2 separate regions of the Mus musculus genome follow, and region 1 is linked to region 2. The links are chromatin loops, found by intact Hi-C in ENCODE. Cell type or tissue: heart. All regions are shown on one strand. Each heading gives the region's core, and the rest is flanking DNA. Links, peaks and the distances in the headings are about the cores only.

Region 1 (6,220 bases), core at 2,360-4,859, 66 kb before region 2:
TTTTGTTTTGTTTTGTTTTGTTTTGTTTTGTTGAGACAGGGTCTTTCTGTGTAGCCTTAACTGTCCTGGAACTCATTCTATACACCAGGTCCCTGCCTGTCAAGTGCTGTTACTAAAGGCATCTGCCACCACTGCCCAGCTTTAATTTAAAAATTAAAAACAGCCGGGCATGGTGGCGCTCGCCTTTAATCCCAGCACTTGAGAGGCAGAGGCAAGCAGATATCTGAGTTTGAGGCCAGCCTGGTCTACAAAGTGAGCGCCCGGACAGCCAAAGCTACACTGAGCGACCCTGTCCTGAAAAACAAAAACAAACAAAAAAATAAATAAATAAAAATACAAACAAACCAATCCCAGGGTCTTTGTAGCCCAGAGTGGCCACAAACTCACAACCATCCACCTGCCTCAGTTTCCTGAGTGCTAAGATTGTAGGCATGAGCTCTTATCTGGCTGAGCAAATTTGTGCTTGCTACTTGTCAGTCTAGATTTAAGAACTCAAAAGCATTCCCAGGTGTGGTAGCTTACCCTGCAACTGCAGAACATTTGAGGCTGAGCCAGAAGGACTGTTATGAGTTTGAGGATAAGGCTATATAACAAAACTGTCTCAAAAAACAACCCTACCACAAATCCTTGTGACTACACAATCCCACAGAATAGTGTATTATTACTTTTCAATTTCTTTCTTTCTTTTTTTTTAAGTTTTTTTTTTTGAGACAGGGTTTCTCTGTATAGCCCTGGCTGCCCTGGAACTCACTCTGTAGACCAGGCTGGCCTCCAACTCAGAAATCCACCTGCCCCTGCCTCCCAAGTGCTGGGATTAAAGGCGTGAGCCACCACCACCCGGCTACTTTTCAATTTTTTAACCTGCACTGAAGCAAAGCCTGGCTTCCATCTCAAACTCTCCACACTTCTAACTTTATTCATTGCCCCAGGTCTTTTATTACCTGTGCATCATCCTGCCTACATCATCCTGCCTGCATCAATATATAACTTAGCTTACAAGCATATATATTTCATGAATTTCCTTTCTACAGTTCAAACCCTGGTAAAACAAATAAATGGATGTTTTAGGGGTTTTAATATAAAGCAACTAGTAGATTAATAAAGTGACATCAGGCTTTTCTCTTATTAAGAATGAAAACCATGCCGGTGTGGTAGCACACGCCTGTAATCCCAGCACTCGGGAGGCAGAGACAGGTGGATTTCTGAGTTCAAGGCCAGCCTGGTCTACAGAGTGAGTTCCAGCACAGCCAGGGCTACACAGAGAAACCTTGTCTCAAAAAACCAGGAAAAAAAAAAAAGGGGGAATGACAACAGTTCTACCCTACCACTGCCCAAAAGAGAAACACACACATGTGCCCTAAAGGAAAGTCAGGATTTGGTAGCTACATTTAATAACTTCCCATAATCAAAATTAGTATACAGCCTGTATGACACAAACCCTGGGGATTGGAAGTGCAACAGAAAAAGAACAGAAGTTCAGTTGAAATCCAAGGACACCTATCTACACACACTGACTAAAGCAGATACTGGCAGAACAGTATCTGTTGTCTTCTTAGAGTTCCCTTCTTCTCCAGGCTCACCACCTTCCTCACAGTTCTTATGTTTCTGGAGCCAGAGTGTTCCAACTCTCTGGTCCTTGAGTTTTGCCTCAACCTTGCCCATTTCCATTACTTGTCAGTCTTATCACAATAGATTTTAAATTCTAGTCTATTATCTACCCCAACATCCTCATGCTTTTCAACAAAACAGTGACTGCAAACAGTGTAGAAGGCATGTGCCCTATGTGTATGTATGGCACAGGAGGGTGTGGTCAAAGTGTAGTTCTTATGTGTATACACAGCATTACAGTTCTGTACTTATAGTTTTATATTTTATTGTTTCTATTACTGACAGTACAAGTGGACAAAATCTTGACCGGTAAGATCTGCAAAAAAAAAAAAAAAAAAACAATGGACAAGGGAGCTGATGTCAGTAGAAAGAAAGACAACAGCATGAAGAAAGTCACTCCTATCTCAGGGCTGGGATCAGAGTCTCACATTATCCCCAAAGAGTGTTTATCATACTTTACTGTTATAGTGAAAGAGAAACACTACAAAAGAAATCATTTCACCTTCTATATAGGCTGAACTACAGATACAAACTCTCCATTTACAGAGTTCTCTATACTATCCATCCTTAGAAGATAATGAACTACTGTCATATTGGGCAATACTTTTTCTGTAGTATATATAGGTTTAGAAAACACTGTTCATGGCTAACCTCTGTGCTCAAAGGTTCAGAAAAAAAGTATTTTACCTCAAAATATAAATCTTATTGGAAATTGAATCATTTTCAGGAGGATGAGCTAGAGACAGAAATAAACTCTACTTATTAAGACATAGGATGGATGGGGAAGCTTGATTTACACAAGAAATACCTTGAAAATAAAATAAACATGACAGCAAAATTATATATATAATATATATAAAATTTATAGCAGGCGATTACAAAACAAATAACAAAAAACCTATGTCATTGAAACATTTGTGAGACTCAGAGAATCTCAAACCTTAGAGATAAACGAGCAAGAGACACCCAAAGCGAATGAAGTTATTAAGCTGAGGTCAAAGAATGATCAGGATGGAAGGACACAAGAAATGGAGCTATTAACTTGGAGCCACTCAGGGTTCCTCAAATAAACTGAGATCTTGGGTCATTTTCTCTGCTTTCACTATTCTGTCAAATGAGTGGCAACTCTGTTTCTGTTTTCTAGTAACTGAAGGAAAATACATAACTAAATAAAGGGTGCAAATATTTGGGGGCAAATATGGCTGGAAACAGAGCACTTCGTTAAAAACAGAGAAAGCTAAATAGCCAACCATAAAAACTAAAAGCATGTATTTTCAAAGGCCAAGTGAGAAACTGTAGAAATTATGTTACTCATATGGGGAAAGGAAGGAAGTAGAATTGATGAAGAGGAAAACGCTACTGGAAGTGGGGGTGGCAAGGGGGGCCGGGTATATTACCTGCTCTCACTGCCGGGGTTAGTGCCAGTAAGGCCCATACGGCAGAGCAGGCTCGGGCGGAAGACTTCGGGAAACTGGAGCCCCCAAATGGAGTTGAAGTACATGCACTTGAACGAGGGAGCAATCGGGGGCATCCTCCGAGGTGGGGATGGTCAAGACGGAAAGATACGAGGGGTGGGGGTGGGGGTGTGATGCCCAGGGAAGCAGCAACTTTAGGGCGCAAGCTGCAGGCTGAGAGGCCGAGCAAGCCCCGAAGGTGAAAAAGCCCTGCACCTTACCCCGGTGGGAGGCAAAGGTAGCTTTACCTGCGGTGGCCGTGGGGCCGGTTCGCTTCTCGCTGTCTCTCCAGCACCAGTTCCCCTCCTTCTACGCAACCTAACTTGATGCGCTTGCCCGCCCCACACTCTCATTGGCTAACACGGACTGCCACTCAACCAAAGACGCAGAAACGCAAAACAGCGCAAGGGCGGGACTAAAAGCAGCTCCCTTCCCCCGCAGGTTAGGTTGAGAGCGCACAGAGAGGCCTATCCGGTTTCTAGGGCCAAGACCAAGCCTGCACCTTGCCTGAAAACGAAGGTGCAGGAGAGCAATCCTGATGGGTTGATTCTTGACACCCACACCGTTCACATACCCAAGTAGAACTCCAGGGAGGTGTTCTGCACTAGGCCAGCTCCGCCTCCCTCTGGAACCCCTGTCTTCCGGCGGCCCTGTCACTCCCTCCCACTCCCCAGCACAAGGTGCCCAAGCACTACTAGGGAGGGGGTTGGGGGTTGGGGGAAGAACAGTTGTTGGGGACTCAGACTTTCGCCTTTCCAAGATAAGACACTATGTACTACAATCCAGGAAGCTGGCTTGCATGCCTGACACTTCTGCTTCCATAAAGTTTTAGCTCAGGTGCCTCGAACAATTCTCTGGCTTGGTGCACTCCAAAATACACACCCAGTCCTACCCCTATCCTTTTTCTCCAAACAGTCCATTTGACTTAGCCATCACTGTCCATTCCTGGTGTCCTGAAGCAGACTAGCGCCCATCGTGAGGATTTCCAAGCGTAAGTCTCCCAAAGTAAAAAACAGCTGCTTTACTCGGAACTACTGTTTACTCAGAAAAAAACCACGGGAATCTTAATTTTCTGTACTCCTGGTTTCAAAACCGGAAAAAAAGACCAACTTGAACTTAGACTTGCTACTTTTAAAGACCCCAGTGTTACCTACCACTAGACAGGCCAGGAACACTCAGACTGTAGTAATGTTAAGGCTTCCGATTCACTTTGGCTCTCAAACCTCCTTCGTACTTAGCATCCAATTAACTGCCAAGTCCTACTGACACTACTGCAATGTGCTACAACAGACTTCAGAGCCCGCAATGCGCTATAAGTCAACCACTTTGTATACAAGAGAAAACTGAGCCGCTGAAGGATCCAACTAAGAAACTAAGTAGCAAAGTCGGGGCTTCTAACTCTACTGCCTTCTCTCTTTGTGCAGTGGCTTCTGTAGAAGTCTCATAATTGATCTTTCTTCCTTCTAATCCGTCCTGTTACCACATTAATTACCTAATACACAATTTGACCAAATGAACTTCATGCTTAAGGACTTTTAAAGCGGGCCTGTCACTCTTGTAACTATATATGAGGCAAGTCTACAACCCCAGCAGTCAGGAGGCTAAGGCAGGTGAAAACAAAACAAAATTTAATAGCACACCTTGCCTTTTTTGTCCTAGTTTCCCCTGTTACTTGATATATAGTACATTTACATGTGAGTCAAAATGTCAAGTTACTTTTGCTACTTTTTTTCTCATATGGATCTAGTTAATACTGTGCATTCAAATGCATTCTCCATCTCTACTTTCATTACCTCAACTCTTGTTGTCTGAGTCAAGGCCCCACAGTACACAATCCAGATTGCCTTGGAACTCACTATTACATCTCAAGATTGCCACAAACTCATGGTGATTCTCTTGCCTCAGCCTCCCCAGTGCTGGAATAACAGCCATAATTTCAGGATTACCGTACCCAGTTATCTAAACATTTACCAAGCAGACAGTATGCTACTAAGCAATAGTATTAGGTACCCAAAAATAATACCTATCCATCAGCACGATGGTACACACCTGTAATTCTAGCACTTGAGAGGTGGAGGCAGGAAGAACATGCATTCAAGGTTAGCTTGAGTTAAAAGTGATCGTTTGGGCTGGAGAGATGACTCAGTGGTTAAGAGCACTGACTGCTCATCCTAGAAGTTCTGACTTCAATACTCAGCAACCACATGGTGGCTCACAACCATCTGTAATGGGATCTGAAGACAGTGTACTCACATACGTGAAATAAGTAAATCTTTAAAAAAAAAGTGATCCTGTTTTTTAAGCAAACAAAAAACAAGACAGGAGGGAAGGAGAGGAGAGAGAGAGGGGAAGAAAACGATAAAATCCCTACTCCTATTGGATGTGTGTATATGTGGGAAGAAGGTAAAACAGTAGGCACCATAATAGAGTGGGGAACAGTTATAACACAAAATGGTAATACAACAGCAGGGGTCATTGCAGGGACAAGAGAAGAAGGGAATTAATTTAGGAGAAAAAGATCAGGAAACAGTTTCATAAATTATAAGAGATAGGTTAAAGTGGACCATATGAAAGGAATATTCAAGCAGCAGAGATAGTGGGAAGGAAGGTAAAACAAAAGCATGAAAATGAAAAGCTGTATGTGTCACACAATTCTGTAGTTCAATCCTGCCAGAGCGTAAGTCACAGGAAACTGAACAGAGATAAAATGGAAGGCTAGGATATTAGAGAGCCATTTTCCTCCAGTAAACAGGACTCCACAGAAACAGTCGGAATGACACAACAGAGCTGAGCTACTAACTCTGGATTTGAGAGATGGAAGAACAGAAGACATGGGGCCAGTCAGAAGGCTGCTATGGAGTCCAAAGAGGTAGATACTGGGCATTTCCTAGTTTGTTATTTTCTGTGAGGTAGCTGAGCCTGAGAGCTTGGATAAAAAGCTCCATCCACAGAGCCAGACTGATCAGACTATGTCTCTGGTCCCTGTGAGCATACATCCCCTGCTTTCAGACCCCCTTTTAAACCTTTTAAACTTTGTGACCCATCTGATAACCTTCTAATAAATTCCCTTTCTGGGGGCTGGCGAGATGGCTCAGCGGTTAAGAGCACTGATTGCTCTTCCAAAGGTCCTGAGTTCAACTCCCAGCAACCTATGGTGG
Region 2 (6,220 bases), core at 1,197-3,696:
ATTGTGTTTAAGAACAGTTCTATGGTGGACTTGTTAGTTATCTCTAGGATCTCACAGGACATCCCAGTGCTATAGGTGAGCCACTGCGCCTGTCTGAATCTGAGCCTGAGACATTGTGCTTTTATCTTTTAAAGCCAGTTATATTCTTTTAGCATGAAAGTTTAGTGATATTATGATCTTATAAAGGGGGAAAATGCTGGGTGGTGGTGGCGCACACCTTCACTCCCAGAGCTCAGGGAGGGATCTGAGTTTGAGGGGATACACACACACACACACACACACACACACACACACACACACACACACACACACACACACACATATAAAGCTTTGCCAGAAATTAAAAACAAAAGCTGGGGCTGGAAGGATGGCTCAGCTGTTAAGAGCACTGACTGCTATTCCAGAGGTCCTGAGTTCAAATCCCAGCAACCACATGGTGGCTCACAGCCATCTGTAATGGGATCTAATGCCCTCTTCTTTTGGTGTGTGTCTGAAGACATCGGCAGTATACTCGCATACATGAAATAAATCTTAAAAAAAAAAAAGCTGTTTTTCCCTACTTAACTCCCCCAACTTCCCAGGATTCCCATGTGTTAATGAGGGCCTCCTGCACTCCTCTGATAGGAACATCTAGAATCAGATAGCTCTGTTTTCTTAGCAGAGTAAAGAATACACTTACTCACCTCTGTCTTTCTGGGAGCCTCCTGTCAGAAGTAGCAGAACAGCACCTCACCACCAAAGACTGGAGTCTCAGGATCTAGTTCTTTTATAGAGTGTATGTGGTCCAAGGCTAGCCTTCCATTCCTGCGACTCCCACTCCTGCATACCAGGAATGCAATCCTCTATCACCCCACCCAACTGGACCTGGGTTTTTGTTGTTGTTGTTGTTACTTAATTTCTTTTTGAGTTGTCTCGTATGTATGTCCAGGTTGGTCATCAACTCCATATACAGCCAAGGATAACTTTAGATTCTTGACCCTCCTGCCTGTTTCCCAGTGCTGTAGGTGAGCCACTGTGCCTGTCTGAATCTGAGCTTGAGACATTGTGCTTTTATCTTTTTTTTTTCTTTCTTTATGGTTTTAGAGCTTTATTGTAGGGAGGTAGGGAAAAGAAGGTAGAAAGAGGGAGGCCATCCATGGCCGCATTGGGGGTGGGGTGGGGAGAGGAGGGCTAGAGACGAGAGTAAGGAAGGTGAGAGCTTCAAGAGCGTGCTTTTATCTTTTAAAGCCAGTTATGTTCTTTTAGCATGATGGTTTAGTGATGTGATGATCTTATAAAGGGGGAAAATGCTGGGTGGTGGTGGCGCACACCTTCAACCCCAGAGCTTGGGGGGATCTGAGTTTGGGGCAAGCCTGTAGTTCCAGGACAGCCAGGGCTACAAAAAGAAACCCTGTTTTGAAACAAAACAAAAAAGGAAATTATTTATTAAATACCACCTCACACACACATATATGTATATATAATTTTAGAGATACAGTTCTTGACACTGGAGGTGGCTCAGCAGTTAAGAGTACTGACTGCTCTTCCAAAGGATCTGGATTCAATTCCCAGCACTCACATAATGGCTTGCAACTGTATGTAACGCCAGGACCTACATAGATATACATTCAGGCAAAACATCAATATCAATGCACATACAATTGAAAAAAAAAAAAAAAGACAAGTTTCTCTGCTGGCCATTGTGGCTCAAGGCTTTGAACCAGCACTTGGGAGGGAGAGGCAGGTGAATTTTTGTGAGTTTGAGGCCAGTAAGACCTACCTAAAGAGACCCTGCCACTCTCTCTTCACACACATGCACATGCACACAGAGGTTCTCATGTATCCCAAGCTGATCTCTGATTCACTACATCACTGAGCATAACTTAGACTTCTTTCGTGCATACTAAGAAAATAATCTACCAAGAGCTACACCCCTAGCTCTTTTCTTCACACTATTACTAATTTATATTATTATTTTTCAAGAAGATGTTTTTCTACATAGCTCTGGCTATCCTGGAACTACTACTTGTAGACCAGGCTAGCCTCAATCTCAGAAGAGATCCACCTGCCTGTGCCTTCCCAGTGCTGGAATTAAAGATGTGTACCACCATCACCCAGCTTGCATTATTGTCTTTAAAAGTTATTTTATTTCGTAGCCGGGCGTGGTGGTGCACACCTTTAATCCCAGCACTCGAGAGGCAGAGGCAGGCGGATTTCTGAGTTCGAGGCCAGCCTGGTCTACAGTGTGAGTTCCAGGACAGCCAGGACTACACAGAGAAACCCTGTCTCGAAAAACCAAAAAAAAAAAAAAAAAAAAAAGTTATTTTATTTCGTATGTTTGTGTCTGCTTGAATGTGTACTTGTATGACGCATGTGCGTGATACCCACAGAAGCCAGAAGAGGGCATCATATCTCCTGGAAATGGAGGTAGCAGATAGTTATGACTCACTACTTGGGTACTGGGAATTGAACCTGGGTCTTCTGGAAGAGCAGCCAGTGAGCCAGGGCTCTTAACTGCTGAGCCATCTCTCCAGCCCTTTGTCTGCATGCTTAATAGCCAGATCTTGCTTTACTGGTAGAACCTTTTTTCCATCTCTGATTACAATGTTGGATCTCAAACATCATAAAGTACTATTATCTTGATCTACAGATCCACTGTTGTCAGTAGGCTGCTTGAGGTCTGGGAAAGACTGATGAGCAGCCTCCAAACTCAAACAAAACAACACACACACAACAGTTGTGTTTTGGTAGGAAGTGGTTAAAAAAAAATTCCTAAAGGAAAACCTAGACATTGCCTGTACACTGGGCAAATATCTTTTGAAAAACAGAATCTGTTTTTAAAAACCTCCCCCCCCCCCCCCAGTGAAATGACATCCATTGGAGGTTGTTTGGGAATGAGGCTGACTGAGGAAGTTAAGTATTTTTACACCATATGTTCAGCTTTGGCAGGAGAAAAGGGTGGGAAGAGAATCTCTGAATTCGGGAATGCCAACATCACACCCCATCTGGCTATTTAGTCATAAAATAAGGAGAAACACACAAAAAACTTGGCCAAAACACCTTTAATGATGAAGGAAAAAATTCTAGTATCTCCCCTCTCGGCTCTTACACATTTCACTGTGTTAGGGAGCTCTGGAGCCCACTACTTTAGAGAATCATCATTGACAACAGCTAACAGCAAAATTCAGTCTTCTCAGAACACCTGTTCCACAGGATCCTATGTTAAGAGTAAATACTACATCTCACTACAAGACAGAGACGGGGGGAAACCACTTGAAGCTCTGTCTCTCAACTTCTAGAAAAAAAATAAGACATAAGCTCTGGCCCATGGTCAGGCAAAACTGGGGGAGGAAAGGGGTTTTGAGAAGACAGCAAGGGAAATACAAGGGGTGAGGGAATAAAATAGGGAGTCATCTAAAACTAAAAACATTCTAGTGACAGGAAGCACACACACCCCCATGGCCCCTGGTACCTCTGCATACCACATCACCATTAGCTCAAAGAAAACGTTCATACTCACAAGAGCTGAACATCGAGTCCCCTTACATCAAGTCCTGTTCTTCATCAAATAGATTCCCAGCAATGCCTGTTTTAGCAACAACCCTCAACTCCCCATCATTGCTTAAATAATCATCCTCACCAACAGGATTCTTTAGAGTTAGAAACTTCATACTCCCTAAACTATCACACGAGAGACCTCTTGGTAGGAAACCTGCTTGTTGGTTGAGCGGACATGATGGGAAGCTGGAGTAGTCCTGGCATCTTGACCAGCCACTATCTTTGCCTCCATGTGGCGAGTCAAGGAACATACTGCAAAAAGGATCCCAGTCCTTCACTTGTCCCTACCTTCTAGGGTGAGTCACCAATTGCTAGAATATCTTTATTGCCAGCACTCTCTGGAGCAGGGGGGAAGGAGAAAGAAGTTATAGTTTCTTCTTTCTTCCGGTGTGCTTGTTGGGCACAGCCTCAACTTCCGGAGGCTATGTTCTCTGCCTCTCTGGATCATGTCACTGGAGTCACCTTGTGAAACACAGTTCCTGGGCTTTCACAGCAATGATGGTACTAGGGCCCGAGTGGCAATGCAGGTAGGTCCAGAACTCCAGGGCTCAGTGGAAAACTGGGTAGTGGTTGCAGAAAGAAACCTACCACCCCTTACAAGCTTCTCAAGAAGGTCCCGGCCCTAGAAAGTCTTGCAGGGTGGTCAAGATCACCAAGGAGTAACGCTGGGCCTTCCATGGACAGTTGCCAGCCCCTTGGACCAAGGCTGCCACTCCAAGGATGGGGGTTCTAGTATACCTGCCAAAGGGAAAGGGAGAAGAGGAGAGAGCTCCCCCTTGAGAATGTAAAAGCTATAGGGAATTTGTTTCCCTTAGTTACACAGAACAAAAAGGTGATAAAAATTTCTTAAGGGGACATTCTCTTTCAAAGGCAATTGTCAAGCTCAGGGACTAGAGAAGAAGCCACTAGAAACATCATGTCAGGACTTGAGAAAGGACAAGAGGAGGGTGAGTAAATCTTGGAGGTTCCTCTATGAAGCTCTCAGGTTTCTGCTCTCTGAGTCATAGAGGACCAGGTACAGAAAGCAGGCTCATGGCATGGTGGGGTCATCTTTTCGAGGGAATGGGGAGAGCCCTGGAGAAGGGATGGAGGAGGAACAGCCAGGGACCAAGGAAAGAGTAGCAATATTCTGAGGGCCATGGGGTGCAAAGGGCGGTACCTGGTGGTGAGCCAACAGCATGTGCTTCTTGAGGGTAGCACGGTCAAGGAAGCCCTGCCTGCAGAAGACACAAGTGAAGAGTGGCCCATCCTTGGGATGGGTCTTCTGATGCTCCTCCAGAGCTGTCTGGGTAGGAAAGCTCTGGCCACATACTTCACAGGCCTTCCTGCCGCTGCTCTCTCCTGGATCCTTCTTCATGGCTTCCGGTAAGTTCAGCTCTTCCACCAAAGGGGTGCTGGTGCCCTCCCCTTCTTGGGTGAGGGCTGCCATCGGGCTTGAGGTTCCCTCCAGTTTGGCTTCTTCCTCCATGGCTCCGGAAACATCACTGGTTCCCTGCTCCATGGGTTGGGGATGATCCAGGTTGTCGGGTGGTGGCGGAGGTGGCGGCAGAGTGTGTTGAGGGGCTTTCTCATTACTGTCCATCTCCTTCACAGTGGTGGGTGCTGCTACTGATGTTGCCACTTCTTCCTCTGCCCCAGATACCTCTTCTGAGTCACCTCGTACTGATATGGCCTTCTCTCCCCCACTCTCAGAGCCTCTTCCTGCTAGGGAATCTTCATCTGTCACGTCTTCCTCCTCTTCCTCATCCTCTTCCTCTTCCTCAGACATCTCCTCTTCTGGAGATGGCTGCTGGGACTGCGGCTGGGGGAAACTCCCTGGTCCAGAGGCTGTAGACTGCTCAGAGCTGTTTTCCTGGGCAGCTCCCCCACCTTCAGAAAGTGCGGAACCCCCATTGGGGATCTGGCCCCCCAGGTGCATCCGAACATGTTGCTGCAGAGTGACAGCATTAGTGAACTTCTTCTGACAAATGGGGCAGGAGTTCTGAGCCCGGGCAGCTGGACTGGTCTTGTGACCCACGAAATGTGCGCGCAAATTGCCCCTTGTGGAGAAAGCTCGGCCACACACTTTACACTTGAAGGGCCGCTCACCTCCATGTTGGCCATAATGCAGGCGTAGAGCCCGAGGGCAGCTCAGGACCCGAAGACAGATCACACACTGGTTAGGTCCAGAAGCGGAGGAGGAAGGTGCAGGGGCAGAAGTGGTGGGAGCTCCCGAGGCAGTAGATGCCACCGCCACAGCTCCTTGGCGGTCAATCTTTTCTACTAGCTGCTGCAGCTTTGAGGTCTCAGAAGGCGAAGCCCCCAAGGGTTCTAGCACATAAGGGAAGGGGAAACTTCCAGTTGACTTCAAGTGATTAGTAAGCAGTGCCCAACTCGGTAGTGACGTCACCAGCTTACTTAGCTGCATTCGGGTTGCTGAGCCACTGTCTGCTACTCCAGCGATGGCGGAGCCCTCACTCCCTGGGGGCGTGTTCTCATCCGCTTTACTCTTGGGTTCCACTGCCTTCATGAGCACAAACTTGTTGAAAGTAGGGAGCCCAGGAGCCACTGCTGTGCTTGTGCCAGTGGAGAGCAGTGTCAGGCTCTCTGTGGCACTGAGTGCTGTGGTGGAGGCCACTAGGGGTTTGCGTTCAACACCTCCGCCTGGTGTGCCTGCCTCCTCTTCTGCTTTCTCTGGTGGCAC

The links. Peaks named below come from ENCODE experiments on the same cell type or tissue, not always from the same donor. Only the 100,000 strongest peaks of a DNase experiment are listed, where the experiment ranks them.
Region 1: it touches region 2 in a loop (2.5-fold over the local background); 2 of 42 quality-filtered maps call a loop at or near these places.

What each region holds. Positions count from the first base shown.
Region 1 is chr14:52,241,123-52,247,342 of GRCm38, forward strand. The region is part of intron 1 of Chd8 (chromodomain helicase DNA binding protein 8); the gene reads right to left. Among named protein-coding and RNA genes, the nearest start is that of Chd8, 14 kb to the right of the region's middle. In heart, for the core only: no CTCF peak of the experiment used is centred there; a DNase peak (open chromatin) is centred at 3,429; H3K4me3 peaks cover 1,660 bases; H3K27ac peaks cover 1,336 bases.
Region 2 is chr14:52,308,155-52,314,374 of GRCm38, forward strand. It overlaps Sall2 (spalt like transcription factor 2), which reads right to left. Exons shown (of 2, transcript NM_001244916.1): 2 at 3,023-6,220. The coding sequence ends at 4,568. It also overlaps a transcript of Mettl3 not described here. Among named protein-coding and RNA genes, the nearest start is that of Sall2, 5.1 kb to the right of the region's middle. In heart, for the core only: a CTCF peak has its summit at 2,375 (motif pointing right); no DNase peak of the experiment used is centred there.